Linked DNA regions of Homo sapiens: all the other regions are linked to region 1. Evidence: chromatin contacts called from ENCODE Hi-C or POLR2A ChIA-PET data. All regions are on one chromosome and are shown on one strand. The core of a region is the stretch at or near the end of the contact, and the rest is flanking DNA. Distances in the headings are between cores, read along the strand shown. Region 1 has its middle 68 kb from the start of LINC00954. Region 2 has its middle 130 kb from the start of LINC00954. Region 3 has its middle 14 kb from the start of LINC00954.

Region 1 (5,170 bases), core at 1,719-4,218:
AACGCTGATAACATCTCACCTGAAGGCAGCACAGGCAGGCCTGACTAAGGCTTCCACTCTTCAGGGGCCAGCCAGCAACATCCGGAAGTGCATGGAACAACCCAGGCTGCATCCTCCCTCCTCCATGTTCCTTCAAGAGTCCCTTCCTCCTTGCTACTCCAACCCACCTGCTCCAGCCTGGCCAAAGGGATGCTTCTGAAACATGGATCCAACCACCTTACTTCTCTGGCTGCAAACCCCTGCCCCACCCCATCCCACTGGATTGTTCATGGAACTGAGTTGAAACAGTGTGAGGATAGATTATGGGGTCTCCATGTATGGCCAAGTGGAATCACTCTGTCTCTAAGCACCCAGGCCTACTTGACTCCCAATCTATGTCTCCCTGGAAGCTCCATCCATGCAACTGTTCATCTGTACATCTGTGCATTCAACTCACATTTACTGGAAAGGGAATCTCACAAGAATGAAAGGACTGGGGATTAAGGGGTGATACTATTTGAGCTAGGTTCTAGCCCTGGCTCTATGCTAACCCACAATGAGTTGTTACATGCTCTAAGCCCTGGTTTAGTGGGTCCCTTTCTTCAGTCACACCAAGTGTCCTGTTTGAAATGGGTGCAGGGACCTCAATCTCTCTCTCTTCCTCTGAAGGTCCTGAGGAAAAGGATCAGCCAGATTCTGAAGTGGCCCTGCTCTGACCACCTGGGTTCTGCAATCCTAAATGACCTGGATGCTGGTCAGAAGCTCAGCTCCATAAGGAACACAGTTTTACAGCAGAGCAGGGAGCCATTGACTGGGCCCCTCCTGACCCACAGAGCTTCCCCAACTGGCATGAATAAAAGTCACTCCAGCACTTGTACAAAAGCCGAAGAGTCCAAAACAGCATAATGGGTGCTATGATGGAAGGGAAGAAGGCTCCGGGGGAGGGACAAGGGAGAGGAGTTAGGAATAGTAGCAATAAGGTGTGGCCAGGATAGAGGTCCTGCAGCCCTGGAACAGGGAATCCAGGTCAGAGAAAGGGAGGTGGTGGAGCCAGTCTCGGATGAGTTCATGAGGAGGCAACGCTGGGGCTGGACCTTGAATGACAAAGGTGACAGCGACTGTTTATTGTGCATCTACTGGGCACTGGGCAATATAAATGCATTATCTCTCATCCTTACTAAAACCCTAGAAGATAGGAAGTATAAATTCCATTTTACTGATAAGGAAATTGAGGTCGAGATAAGTTCTCTGGTTGTCTGGTCTGTTAATGTCAAAGATAGGATTTGAACCCAAGTGCATCTCATTCCAGAGCCCACGCTCCTTCACTACACAGGATCTGGATAGGGAAGGGGTGCAGAGGGCAGCCCAAAGACGGGCTCCCTGCAGTGCAAAAGCCTGGAGGCAAGACCAGGGAATAGCCTTTGGTATAAAGGAGGTTGTGCATTGTCCGAGGACAGAAGCTTGTCTCTATCCTGGGAAAAAGGCACACTGCCTCACTCAGGCCTAGAGAAAGCCTGGTGGCTTGCTCCTCCCCAAACCCCAGTCCCTGTCCCAGGTTGTTTACCTCCAGTACTTATGGAAATATAAGTGCTCTCACCTGACTCGGAGGACTGCAATGAACCAGGCAGGAGCACACTCTATGAACCTTCTGCCCATCCAGCAGCATGCCTCCAGGGGACAACCAGCCCCCAGGGTTCCTGGCAGCTCATCTAGACATTTCCATTTGATGCTATGCAAATGGATGAGCCTGCCGCTGCCATCAGGACCACCACTCCATGCTGGGAGTTTTCATGAAACAGATTCCAAACCTGCCCTTAGGCAGACATGGCCAACCCCAGATCCCAGCTCCACCAGGAGATCCCAGCTGCGGGGTGCTGGAAAGGGGCAAGTCAGCACTCGCAGCTGAAATCTACCTCTGGAGTACAGTTCTTCCCAGAGCCACAGCACCCCCTGCCCATGACAGGCCTCTCGAAGGCCATGCTAACACCTGCCCACTTCTAGAAGCTGCATGCCAGAGAGGCTAACATACCCAGTTAACCCACAAAGACCCACACCCTGAGCCAAGCCACCAGCTAATTAAAACATTCTGTGAGTGACTTCCACGCAGATGGAAAAAAACTGAAACAACACAGAACAAAGGAAAGGAGAGACTTCTGTTTGGGTCCTGGCTGTCACTATACCAGCCATGTGACCTCTGGCAAGCCACTTATTCTCTGATCTTTTCTTTCTTATCTGGTAGTAGTAACATCCAACATTTATTTTTTAAATTTGTAGATCACAATGTACTTTTACATAAACTATTTTATTGAAGGTGATGCTCGCAAAACCTTGCGAGGTAAGAACTATTGACCCCGTTTTGCAGATGAGGAGCACCAGGGTCAGAGAGGTCAACCTCCATATTCAAGCCACACAGCCATTAAGTCTGGCCTGGAACCAGATCCCCTAATAGCCTGCCCTCCCTGCTGCGTCCACCTCCCACAGCCTACTTGGGAAGACGCTCCCCTGTGAAGCCTTCCCAGACATCTTGTCAACCATCATGGCATTCTCCCTCTCATCACTTCAATGTCTGGCTTTCTGCATTCTGATTTTCTACAGTCTGGAACCCTTGGGGCAGCTGGAAGGCTCTCCTGCAGGTACATTCACTGTTCACCATTCAAGCCCCCAAAATAGAACATTCTCTTCCGCCCGACCTCTGCTAGACCAAATGCCACCACCAACAGGTCCCCAAAGACAAAAAGTGGGAGAAAAACTTCTGGGCTGGCTGTAGGAATGTGCAGTTAAAGTAGGACAGGAAAGTTGAGAGTTTGATCTAGAAATAGGACCCTATATAGAAAAAAAGAAAGGAGGGGCATGATCCTATCGGCAACTGCCCAAGTTGGCCACAGCTGACAATACTGACATAGGAACACATTCTCTGATGTCCTAGGAGAGGGTGATAGGACCATCCAGCTGCTGTTGCACGCGCCAGGGACCACACCTGGCTCTGCAGCCCTCTGGGCATGCTGCCCGCTGGGTCTCGTGGGCAGTGCTGACTCACAGAGGCCAGACCAAGGGGACAGCCTGGCCCGGCTCTCAGCACGTCTGACTCACCGTCTCCTCCTGAGCCACTGTACGACATTCCTTCTCCAAGAAACAACATCCATCTTTTTTTTTTAACTGGCAGAAGAGCTTTTTCATGTTCTTGGGACTGTAAACCAAGCATCGAATTTTCCGCAACTTTTTCTAGTAAGTGTGCCTTGTGGGAAAGTTAAAAACAAGTCCATTTTTGGGCCTAAACATTGTTATAACTCCTGAGCTGCCTTAGTTTCTCCCGAGGTCGTTCACCTAGGGGACGCCAAAAGCAAGGATGTTTCAGAGATCGTTGATCAAAGTAGGCACAAGATTAGGTAGTCAGCTTTGCTTGAATGAGTGTTTAATATTTAATAGAAATCCACATGTCAGGCACTGAATAGTCATTGTGCATGTATTTCTCTAGGCCCTACCATAAGCCTGCAGAGTCAGAATTGTCATCCCTGTTTTAAAGCTGTGGAAACTGAGGCTCAGAAAGGTTAAGCAACTTGTACAAAGTTAAACATTGGAGCCAAGATTTAAGCTCATGTCTATCTAATCCCAAAACTTCTATGCCTTAACTAAACCATGCAGCTTCTTTCCTCTCAGCCCCCACACATCCAGGCTGAGAGCAGGTCATTCTCCTGCAATTCGTACATTCCTGGAGGTTACTGAGCATGCCAAAGAGTTTCTACGAAGAGAATCCCTTGGCCTCCATCTCTGGCCAAGCTGTCTGCTCCTACCATCCCTGCCCCTCCTGACTCCTGAGGCTAAAGCTCCCTGGCTGCATCTCCCGGAAAAGGCAAAGAGTAAAAAATCACAGTTCCTATGGGTGCTACCCAGCCAGTCAAGCAATGTGTCCTCCTGGGAAGTTACTAACCTCTACCAGACTATACAACAGCCCATCCTCAAAGCCCTACATGGACCCATAAAAGCAAACCCTGTACCGAAGGCCCCTGTAGGGCACAGGTGGTGCTTGGGAGTAAGTCTGCTCATTGCAGATGGCATGCTGATGGGCAGATGGCCAGGTGGGCACTGCCCATGTACAGAGAGCTCATGCTGGATGCTTTGTTTACCCCTTGGACCCACCCTCCACTGTTCTCTGGCCTGGAGGCCAACCTGGGGCTGGAAGAATGGGCTTCCTTGCCCTTTGTCCTCCAGCTGGGTCTGGCCAGTGGAAGGTACTGGCACTATAGCAGAGGGCAGGAGGTGAATAAGACCAGGCTACTTGCCCAGCTCCTCTCAGGCAGCCTCTCCTGAGCCCCACAGCTGCAAGTACAGGTACGGTGGCTGCAACTGTCCGCCCCTACCACCCACCGCCCCCAGAGGGCTTCACCATCCCTTGCTCATGGCCCTTGCTCTTCTCACACTTTGAAAATAGGCCCCCCCCCTCCATTAAACTCTCCACGGTTACTTCCGTCTGTTCCTGCCAGGTCCCCAGCTCATTCAGAGTGGTTTAGTGCAAAGGCGTCGCCTTGAGTAAAGGAAGTGTGGGGTAAGCCAAGGCTATTTTGATGGCTTTTCTTTGGCTTTTATCATCCTCAAAATCAGGAAATTTTAGATGCTGTTCTTAGTGCATTTGCTGTGCATTTAAACTGTCGGCTACAATTCAGAAGCACCGGCACTTCTGTCAGCCACAGCTTCAATTCCCTGGCAGTAAATTCCTTAAGTAAAGAGAGAGGCCTTGGCCTCACAGCCTTCCCAGGATCCACGAGGTACCCACTCACACTTGGAATACTTGCCAGGTAACATCAGACTCAAAGCAACATTCTGCATAAAGCATGTTTGTTGGATTTAAGAATAAAATTTTTATTGAGATCCATTATCTTCCCAGTCTCCATTAAAATTGACTTGCTTTCAGTCTGTACAGATTTATTCTTAACGGAAGAGATAAGAAAAAGACCAAGACCCAATTCCTACCCTCAAGAAGCTCACAGATAAATGAATGCAATGTAACAGGAGCAATAAGAACACAAAAGCGACTCTCACACTGCCTGGAGGTACAAGGAAGGCTTCACAGAGGAGTGGCATCCAAGATGATGTCTGAAGGGTGGCAAGGAGCTCAGCATGTGAATAGATGAGTGAGGGCATTCCAGGTAGTGGGCACAGCATATGTAAAGGTATGAAGGCATGAAAGGGTATA
Region 2 (5,170 bases), core at 1,722-4,221, 63 kb before region 1:
TCTTTTCCCCTGCCAGCCCGCTGAACCTACATGTGGCTTTCCATGTGGGAATCACCAATGGTCAGGGGCTGGGGCTAGGAGCGTGGAGAGTCTCCAGAAGGCTACCATTACCAAGCATGGGCTTCCTGCTGAGGCCACTGAGTGGAGGAAATAATAATGGAGATTGAAAGGCGTTCTGCATTTGACCTTCTGCAACCCTGCCGTTTTTCAGTAGAACCCGATAGGGATCAGTCACATCTGCTCTCAATAGCAAATGTAAAAAATGACCTGCAGTTTTAAGGTCTGAAAAACATAAACTTGTGTTAAAAGACTGACAAAAAAAATTCATGCACTCAATAGCATGATGTCATTCAACTGCACACACATTGCAATAACAATCGTCCATCAGAGCCCATGCCCTAGACCTGAGCTCTCCCCTCCTGGGAATCATAAGCGGCTCTGGTCGCCCGGCATGTCAGCCATGCAGCTGGTCACATAGTGCAGGGAGCCTGCCCGCCTGTGTAATCAGGGCTGGGCTGCTAGGCTGGACTAGGCCCAGAGCTATACTGAGTATCAACTTACCTCACTCTCCACCTCAGACACTCGGGTGAGCTGCAGGAAGGTTGATGGGAAGCACATTCTGGGAAGCCCAGAACAAACTCAGGGATCTGGGGAGCAGCCTGGAGCTGGCCAGAGGTCAACAGGCCTTTAGAAGTTAAGCAACTCCTCATTAGCAACGTGGGTGAGGTCCTCCGGGCCATTACTCTGCTGTGTGTGGACGCCAAGCAGAATGCTCTTCAGGCTAACCCAATATGCTGACTGCTCCGTGGAAGTCCAGGAATGCCACCTCTATCCCCATGCACCTCTGCCTTCCCTCACCTGCACCCCTTCACTCTATCATCTGGGCTGCATCAGGGGCCCTGGCTGTGATGGAAACTCAGGAAGGGAAGCTTAGGGGATCCCAGATAGCTCATTAGATTAGCTCCAGTGATCTCCATCCTGTAACATCCCACACTTGTCATCAGCAAGCAATGACCCCAGAAGAAGTCGACCTCTCAGCCCTCAGGAGCTCACAGCCTAGATAGGGAAATAAGACTCACTCAAAGCACGGGTGTCTGGGGCTCAAGTGCCATAGAAACCAGAAGAGGCAGTGTGGAGCGCTGCAAGTGGAGAGAAAATTTTCGAATTTCAGACCCTAACAACCCTATTATTGGATTTATTTTTTATTTTTATTTTTTTGTTCCATCGCCCATGCTGGAGTGCAATGGCGTGATCTCACTGCAACCTCTGCCTTCCAGGTTCAAGCAATTCTCGTGCCTCAGCCTCCTGAGTAGCTGGGATTACAGGCGTGTGCCACCATGCCTAATTTTTGTATATTTAGTTAAGTAGAGACGGGGTTTCACCATGTTGGCCAGGCTGGTCTCGGGTTCCTGACCTCAGGTAATCCACCCCCATCGACCTCCCAAAGTGCTGGGATTACAGGCATGAGCCACCGCGCCCAGCCTGGAGTAATTTATTAAGCTGAACAATGCTTTATTCTTTCCTCAATTCTAAGTCATAACCCATGGTGGGCAATGGCCATATACACTCATTTGATTTCTTATCAAGATGGAGACAAAGAGAACCAGCATTCTTTAAGCACCTACTATGCGTCACATACCAGGTTGGGCACCTTCACATCCATGTCCTGCTTCAGTGTTCCTGCCTAGGCAGTCAGACAGTGAGGTGAAACATGGAAGTCTTGGCAGGTTCACGAGGCAGCTTGTAGTAGGTACCTTTGTTTCTGCTCCACCTGCAAAACTCCCTTATGCTTCCCAAGGTGAGCAGAGCTCAGCCAGTCCCTAATAGACAGCAGAGCAAGTTCTGTGCTACCTACTATTCCACCCAGTAGAGTTTGTCTGGTAACACAAATAATCTCTTAGCCTCAAAGATTCCCTATTAAAATGGATCTTCAGCAGCAGGGTGGTTTATTTGCTGTGGAGTACAGTCCAAGCTGTTGGTTCATTAAATATGAGGATACTAAGGTGACTAAAACATGGCCCCTATCTTCAAATGGCTCATTAAGTTATTAGGAGAAAAACCTGCAAACAAACAAGAGTCCCATTGTGCAGATGCTAAGAGAGACATTTGTGCAGAGAATTTTAGGGATACAAAGGAGAGGGTGACTAGTTCTACCTGGAGGCAGCAGAAACTTTTATGGTGGCCCTTGAATTGTCTTTAAGCTCCCTTGGGTGCTAAATGCCTGTGGGAGTCAGGGCTGAATAAGGCATGGTCCTTGTGCCCAGGCTCCACTCTCACTGGAGAGACAATGCTAACTCATCCCAGAAAAGTAAGAGGTCAGCTGGGGAAAACCAACGGAAGATACTGCTGGATGCCAAAGTAGGGAGACAGCAAAAGACTGACACTAGTAAGGTGACAGTATTATTGCTGAAAAGGTAGGAGAAACTTTCTAGAAGTGACGTGGGTTAGGCCTCCGTGAGGTTTGAATGATAAGAACTGAGAAGGCAAGGCACACAAAGAAAGACTAAATTGAACATCGACACGGGAACAGCACGAACTGGCTTCCGTAGGGCCAGTCATGGAACCATAGTATAGGCCCCAGGTCTGTTCTCAGCTTCCAGGCTCAGGTTGCCTGGCAAAGCTCAGGGTTTGCCCTCCTGTCCTGAGCCCTCCTCAGTGGCAAGCAGCCTTCAGTGATAAACTGGAGCTGAGCTCTGCCCATGCTTCAAGGGGAGCTCAGGGGCCGTGGAGGCTTCCCCAAATTTGGATTAAAAAAACAGCTATTCACGGCCTCCTCCACAGGATACATAGCTTCCCTCTAAGTCAGCAGGAACCCATCACTAAGGCTATGAGAAAATAAACAAAGGGAATCCGATTTCAAGGGACACTCAGCCTCCAAAAAGAAGAACAGCACGATCAGACGGATCCTTCCCCTCCGGGGCAAGCTAGTTGTGGGGAATCTCACAGCTATGGTTCCAGCAGAATTAGGAGCAGTTGCTGCCAATAATGGAGCAATAGTATCATGCTTGGGGTTCCCTGGGGACACTCCAGCACGGGGAGCGAAGGCGTGTGTCACTGGAAACCGAAAAGAGAAGCCAGAGGACTCCAGCCTTGCCGTGACCCAAGGGCTCGAGCCAACAAACATGTCTCTCCTGAACCTGGGGCCCCCCTCTATAGATCTCATCAGAGTCAACTGGTACCTGAATACCAACTGCCCTGCTTGTGAAATGTCTGTGCTATACATGGACAAGCAAGCTTCCCTTTACTATTTTTTGGTGGAGTCTACACTGTAGGCAAGAACCCCCAGTGTTCTTAAGCCTCAAAGGGGCTATTTTGCTACAAGGTTGTACAGCATCTGCGTTGGTGACAAAGCACAGACTTAGGGCTGTTTTGGAGGCTGGATGGGTTCTTAAAAAGAAAACAAGAAAAACACAAAACCCATCAAAGCCACTAGAAGAGGAGGAGTTGCTGAACCTAAGAAGAGTGTTTGGCAGAGCTACCAGCTGGCCTGGGAATGACGTGTTGGCCTCAGAGTTTCCCTGTTGAGGCAGAACTTGAACAGCATGTAGAGTATGGTTCAAGCTGTCAGTTCATTAAATGTGGGGATGCCATGGTCACTAAAACACAGCCTCTGTCCTTAAATGGCTCATGAGTTATTAGAAGGAGAAAAGAAAGAAGCTCAGATGGCTTAACAAGTTCAAATCTAGTAGCAAGGCTGATACCCTGTTAACCTCTCTAATCCACAGAGGACTCACAAATGGTAACAACATCAAAGAGCAACAAGGGAACTCAGACATGCAGAGGGATGAAAGGCTCCCCGGCTCTAAGAGAGTGGGACGTTGTAAATGGTGAGAGCCCAGTTCTCACAACCAGGGAACGTGAGTTGTGCCCCTAGCTCTGCCAATGACCTACTGTAGAACATGGGGAGAAGTCCCTTCCCTTCTATGGTCCCGATTTCTATGTCTGTGTAATGATAGGCTTGGCTTGGATGATTACTGAGGGCCTGCTCAGTGCCAATCTATGAGTCTGCTGCTTAGGCCAGAACAGTGTCAACAAATCTGCTAGCAGATCGGAAGAACTGTCCTATGCCCAGCCCTGTCTAACTCATGCCATCAAGTTCCATGAAAGTTTGTGTCTGTAAGTTACTCCTAAGCCTAGGGATTTCTGGTGACATAGATATAAACTAGAGTTAGACTTAGAAGTAGATTTAGATACAGATGAGATATAGACACAGACTGGAGATATAGGTATATGTGTATAGATCTACATATATAGATACATACGTACGTGTGTGTGTGTGTGTGTGTGTGTATGTGTGTGATCTCCCCACTAAGCACCTTTCCTTTCGTGAGGGACACAGACATGGAGCCACTGATTTTATTTGAGTTCATGTCCTACATTTAGTGCACTAAAGCCCTCCCCATTCCTCAAAGCCCATCTCAAGAACCTCCTCCTCCAAGGAGCCTTCCTTGATCTCAAAGAGATGATCACTCCCGTTTAAATTACTGAAAGTTACGTTTTGGGCCATACACGACCGAATTATAACAACTACTTAATTAATTATTGCATAGGAAAGCACTCCCACAAGGCAGATAAATTGTTTTTCAATTTACACAGAGGTTGCCAAGGACACCTGGGCTTCAGACCGCCCTCGTGGAAATGCAGGTGGATCAGCCTGCTTCTCGTAGCAGAAGAGGCACTCAGCAAATGCTTGTCTATAGGGTTTGCCCAACAAAAACTGAACTTTGGCCCACACCTCATACCATACACAAAAAATAACTCAACAATTTTTTTACAAACCTAAATGAAAAAGCTAAAACCCTCAAGAAAATATAGGATAATATCTTTAGGACTGGAGAGTAGGCAAAGATTTCTTATGCAGAGCAGAAAAAGTGGTTACCACAGAAAAAAACTGATAAACTACAGCCTGGGGAATATGGTGAAACCCCATCTCTACAAAAAATACCAAAAAAAAAATAGCCATGGTGGTATGTGCCTGTGGTCCCAGCTACTCAGGAGGCTGAGGTGGGAGGATCACCTGAGCCTGGGGAGGCAGAGGCTGCAATTAACTACTGCACTGATCATGCCACTGCACTCCAGCCTGGGCAACATAAGTGAGACCCCATCTCAAAAAGAAAAAATTGATAAACTGGACTTCTGCTCACTAAAAGGCACATAAAAATGAAAAAAA
Region 3 (5,170 bases), core at 1,588-4,087, 54 kb after region 1:
AAGTTGTACAATGAAGAGAAAAATCCACCACCTAACATCAAAAGACTTATCTAAGAGAAGGTTGAGTCCCCACTCTACTGCTGGAGGAAAGGTGGTGTGACTTGTCCAGGGTCACTCAGCTGATCTGCAATGGAGCTCAGGGTCTCTGACTACCCAAGGCAACTGTTCCCAGTGGACAGCATTTAGTATGCTCTGTGTCCTGGTGCTGGGAGATCCAAAGTGTCCCCGGCCTGCTCCTGAACCCCACACAAGCCTGGAGGCATGGCCCACACTGAAGAAAAATGGAAGCCAGGTCCCGTGGGTCACACCTATGGTCCTAGCATTTTGGGATGCCTAGATAGGAGGATTGCTTGAGCCCAAGAGTTTGAGACCAGCCAGGGAAATATAGAAAGACTCTGTCTTTACAAAAAAAAAATAATAATAATAATAACTAAGTGTAATGGCACAAGCCTGTAGTCCCAGCTACACAGGAGGCTAGCATGGGAGGATCGCCTGAGCCCAGGAGTTCAAGGCTGCAGTGAAGTATGATCATGCCACTGCACTCCAGCCTGGGTGACAGAGAGAGACCCTGTCTCTATTTAAAAAAACAAAAAGGAGAAAGAAACATGGAAAAGAGGTGAGTTTTGGTTTTGGCCCTTATTTTGCACCTGCGGGGCCTGGTGTCTGACACCACATCCACCAATAGGTTCTTTGCTCCACGTGGAGCTCGCTTCACTTTGCCCAAGTATATCATTCCCGCTGAGCCCTCTGCAAGCTTTCCCAGTGAAGCCCTATTTGAAACTCTTTCATTCATCCCTAAAGCTCTTAAGCTACGGAACCCAGGTCTGGGCACCCTATCGGGCACACTGAACACACATCTGCAGATAACATTTAAGCCCCCAGGATTCTGAGCTAGGGCTGATGCCATGGTGGGGAAAGAAGGGGAGAAAGTTTCCAGTCTGACGTCTGGGAGATGGGGCCCGCCCCTACAATTCAACAAGTTTTGTTGAACAGAGCAGACTCAAGGGCAAAGCACAGCACATTATGGTTGATTGAGTGGAGAAAAAAGAGATGAATACCTCATTTGTGGACAAGATAAAATTGCCACACCACCCGGGCCTGAAGAAAACATCCAGCTGACTATGACAAAGGCAGCCTGGGGACCACCAGGGTCACCACCTGCTGGAGATGCAGAGGCTGCCCCAGCATGGCAGGTGACAGTGTCCTGAAGGCTCACATTCTGAATGAGAACCCTGCGCCATCTGGGCCTGTCCCCAGCCAAAGCTGTGCAATCTGGGACTAGCCCTGGGATCATTTGAACCACCAGAAGCACACACGATTATAGGATAGTGAATTTTAGGAGAGCTCAGAAGAGAAACTTTTATGACCTTAGACAGAATCATAGAGAAGGGGAGAAAGGGTATCTATGACCTAAACTTCTCCATGTCCTAGGCAAGAGGTCTCTCAGCAGCATCCCTGGCAAGCATCCATCCTCACCTACCTTAAACACTCCCTTCACAAGCACTCACTCCCCTGGAAGTCAGCACCTTCTTTAGCTGGAAGGGGTATTCCTTTATTTTTTTTTAATTTAGGTTAAAAACCAGTCTTTTTGGAATTACTGCTGACTGGCTGAAGTCCAGTCCCTTAAAGCAGTTTTTACAACTTTTTCTTCTGTAACATGTAACTGATGACCCACAAATGCATATCCATGGGCACCTGTTCATGCATTCATTCAACAAGTTTTGTTGAACATCTACTAGGTCCAGGCACTAGAGCAGAGTAGAACAGAAAAGAGACAAAAACTCCTGCTTCCTGAACGCTATATTTATTATTGTTTATAACACTAGTAAGTAAAATATACAGCATATCAGGTAGAGATAAGTTTAAATATAAATAAAGCAGGGACAAGACAGGGGAGTACTTGGGATACCTGTTTCTATAGAGCAGGCTGGAAGATCTCATTAGCAAAGGCCTGAAAGGGGAGGGAGACAGCAAGCCATGCAGACATCAGGAAGAAGGGCAAGCCAAGCAGCGGGAGCAGTAAGTGCAAAGGCCCCAAGGCAGCAAAGCTGGGCACAAATGGAATAGGCTTCAGGTTGGGCACAATTCTATGGAGTCTAGTCACCCTTAGCTCGCCACCCTAGAAAGAGCTGGGAATGCCCGGCAATGAGGAAACATTGCAGAGACGAACCTTGCATCTGCTCCAATTTTTTTATTTTTATTTTTTCAAGATGAAGTTTCACTCTGTTACCCAGGCTGGAGTGCAATGGCGCAATCTCGGCTCGCTGCAACCTCCGCTTCCTGGGTTCAAGTGATTCTCCTGCCTCAGCCTCCTGAGTAGCTGAGATTACAGGCACGCACCACCAGGCCCACCTAATTTTTGTATTTTTAGTAAAAACAGGGTTTCACCATGTTGATCAGGCTGGCCTCAAACTCCTGACCTCAAGTGATCCGCCCATCTTGGCCTCCCAAAGTGCTGGGAGTACAGGCGTGAGCCACTGGCACCCGGCCCTGCATCTGCTCTGACTTCTTAAAATGCATGAGTTATTTATCATTAGCAACAAATTTGCCAGCAACACACCTCACAATGAAGAAAGCTCCCCAATGCATTACCACACGGTGGCCGAGAACAGCTGTCCTAGAGACAAATGCACCCAGCCTCAGCCTGAGGATGTTCTTTGGGGAAGAGGAGAAACACTCAACACCCTGCACTGTCCCCCTTGTCCCCTTCCAGCCCACTCTAGCTTGTCTAGGTCAATCATTCCTCTCCATCCTTTTCTAAATCATGATGTGCAGCCCACAACATGAATGATGGAGAAAAGGCACACCGCACATCCGTTCACACACAACTCGGGTTGCCTTAACCCAGACGCCTGACCTCCATGTTGGGGAGCTGGCGCTCTGGACTGCCCTCCCTCCTTGTAATTCACGTCACCTCCAATACCAGAAACATGTATCATACAGATCTTTTCCCTTTTTTTTAAGATGTTCCCAAGAAAATCTGCGTTTAATTTATGGGCAATTTATAATGGAAATAGACCATATAAAATGTATACAAATGTGTAGGCCTGTCTATAGGGCTTGGAAGGAGACGGTTTAGCTTAGCAATAATTAACGTGAAGGGTCTCTTCCCTGCTGCCAGGTAGACATTTAGACTGCCTGGACTTTCATTAAACTTAAACCAGAAAGGGCTCAAGGGCCAAGGTCCAAACATTCCTCAACTCCATGGAGGACGTCAGGACACGTAGCTGACGACAATACATTTCACCAGGGTTGCCAAAGCCCTGCTTAAGTTGAGAAGATGCCTGCATTGCGTTATCGGACACAGGATGCCAGCCTGTGTACCATAATCAGTTTTCCAGAGAAACAAAGCCATCTCCAATGCCCCAAACCAGCGTGAGGCCACAGGGTTTGCAAAGCAGTCAGCAGAGACACAGGGCACCTCTCTGTCCCCACACCTGGTTCTTCAGGCCTCTAAAGACAGCTGCTGCTCCCAGCACAGGGCCGCCCCGCTTAAGTCAAAGAAGAGTTACGGAGAAACTCAGGGTTGCCAAAAGCTATTTCCAGGGGACTTTGATCATCTGATGCTGTAATCTCTGAAGGGAAACATACTTCATTTAGAAGGTATTCTTTGGTGTCATTCCCAAGGAGAAGGCATACTTGTTTTTGGAATAGCAGAGCACTTACTTTCTCTCTCTCTCGCTTTTACTTGATCTCCCTCCCGCTCTCTCCCAGCCATGAGCATTCTAACTGTGATGGTGCACAAACAACCGTGCTGAACACAGTGAGAAATCATAGAACATGCTGTCGGCCAAAAAAGCATGTTTTTGACAGTGCCCAGTTAGGAGCCAAAATCCTAGATGGCAGCAACACTGAAGCCTAAGGGCCAAAGGCCAGGCTCCAAACTTCCCAGAACTGTTACAGCCCCACCAGCCTCCTGACCTCACTCAGGGTGAGACCCCCATCGTGGGGGAGGTGGAACACCCTAAAACCCAAATGGGTCCCTAGAATCCTCTGAATGCCATGGTGAAGGGTGGTACATTTAAATAAGTTTTTCCTGGCATAGTCAAACACAGTTTAGATCAATTACCTCATTTTTCAACAATGAAAAGATTAAACAGTTGTTAAGGGTTATGAAATGATTTAATATGTTATTAAGCAGAGATGTAAACTATCAAAGTAGAAATTTCCAGAGAGAGACTTAAATATCAATTATATGTGCATCCAATTTGTAGGCAGCTCTTCCCCACACCCCTCCCAGAAGCCCACACCAAGGCCCCTCTGAAGGCAGCTTTGAAAATCCAATTCTGTACTGGTTTCATGAGAATTTTTCATGGCCAGGGGAACCAGGTTCAGAGTGTTCACAACACTTTTTTTCCCCTTGAAATGGAGAACAAAATCAAATTTTAGAGAGATTTTGTGGATATGTATTCCTGCTGAATGATGGGAAAGGATCATTAAGTACCTTATTTGAAACCAGAGTAGGACTCTAACTTTTGAACTTTCACTGGTTTTTACTCATTCACTGCTGGCAACATTTCAAAGGGTAATTTTTTTTTTTTCAAATTACTGTTAAAGGAAAATGAGAAAACAATTCTTTTCTTCATCTGTCTCTTCCCCTCGCAATAACTTTTCAAAATATTGGTTCTTCAGGCTCACTTTACTCCCCAAACAATTTTGCCTAAAAACCTGCAGCCCCTGATATTGACATCTTCTCAATTTGCATAGCACCCGTTTACATAATCAATCAAACAGAGTAAAGCACGCATCCTGTCTGAGTTCACCTCTTGGCCCCTGGACAGGATCCGACAATACAGGCCCCATCACAAGGACAACTCAATAACCCATTTTATCGACTCCAACCGCAAAAGGGAAGTTAAGGTGGACCCCGCTGCGTGGGGAGCTCCAGGTCAGCTTTCATAGAACACAGATGTGCCCCCACTTCCCTGTTCACTCCAACCAGAGGAAATAATGTAAGAACAACATCAGGAAGATAGACTCAGCAACATTCCCATGCAGTAAAACAAGGCTCCCTGCCCCTGCAGGCCTCCAGACCCCATCTCCTTCCATCAGACCCCAGAAGAACAAGTCGGGGAGGGGAGGCGATACTGCCCGGCTCCTGATGAAAGTCTGGGAGCATCAGCTTAAAGAACATTTGGAAAAATGCTTTGCAGAGTAAATATCTCCCAAC

Evidence for each region. A loop is a pair of places that touch in the nucleus more often than their neighbours do. ChIA-PET counts read pairs that join two places held with the same protein, here RNA polymerase II (POLR2A). Pooled maps may share reads with other maps.
Region 2: a loop to region 1 is called in a map of gastrocnemius medialis, with 8 times the contacts of the local background. The contact joins two enhancer-like sites. A Hi-C loop is called at or near these places in 4 of 168 maps with a recorded cell type or tissue (aorta, gastrocnemius medialis, posterior vena cava and 1 more) and 3 of 50 pooled maps. POLR2A ChIA-PET finds 5 or more read pairs at or near these places in 1 of 52 experiments (activated naive CD4-positive, alpha-beta T cell).
Region 3: a map of gastrocnemius medialis shows a loop between it and region 1 (6-fold over the local background). The contact joins two enhancer-like sites. A Hi-C loop is called at or near these places in 9 of 168 maps with a recorded cell type or tissue (Right ventricle myocardium inferior, aorta, ascending aorta and 5 more), 1 of 37 single-sample maps with no recorded cell type and 6 of 50 pooled maps. POLR2A ChIA-PET finds 5 or more read pairs at or near these places in 1 of 52 experiments (activated CD4-positive, alpha-beta T cell).

What each region holds. Positions count from the first base shown.
Region 1 is chr2:19,798,548-19,803,717 of GRCh38, forward strand. No RefSeq gene overlaps it. Among named protein-coding and RNA genes, the nearest start is that of LINC00954, 68 kb to the right of the region's middle. Within about 2 kb of position 2,969, at least 5 of the 41 ENCODE cell types and tissues checked have a DNase peak (open chromatin) inside an H3K27ac peak, as active enhancers do; they include gastrocnemius medialis, psoas muscle and tibial artery, where a contact is called at or near this core.
Region 2 is chr2:19,735,965-19,741,134 of GRCh38, forward strand. No RefSeq gene overlaps it. Among named protein-coding and RNA genes, the nearest start is that of LINC00954, 130 kb to the right of the region's middle. Within about 2 kb of position 2,972, at least 7 of the 41 ENCODE cell types and tissues checked have a DNase peak (open chromatin) inside an H3K27ac peak, as active enhancers do; they include gastrocnemius medialis and tibial artery, where a contact is called at or near this core.
Region 3 is chr2:19,852,499-19,857,668 of GRCh38, forward strand. No RefSeq gene overlaps it. Among named protein-coding and RNA genes, the nearest start is that of LINC00954, 14 kb to the right of the region's middle. Within about 2 kb of position 2,838, at least 4 of the 41 ENCODE cell types and tissues checked have a DNase peak (open chromatin) inside an H3K27ac peak, as active enhancers do; they include gastrocnemius medialis and psoas muscle, where a contact is called at or near this core.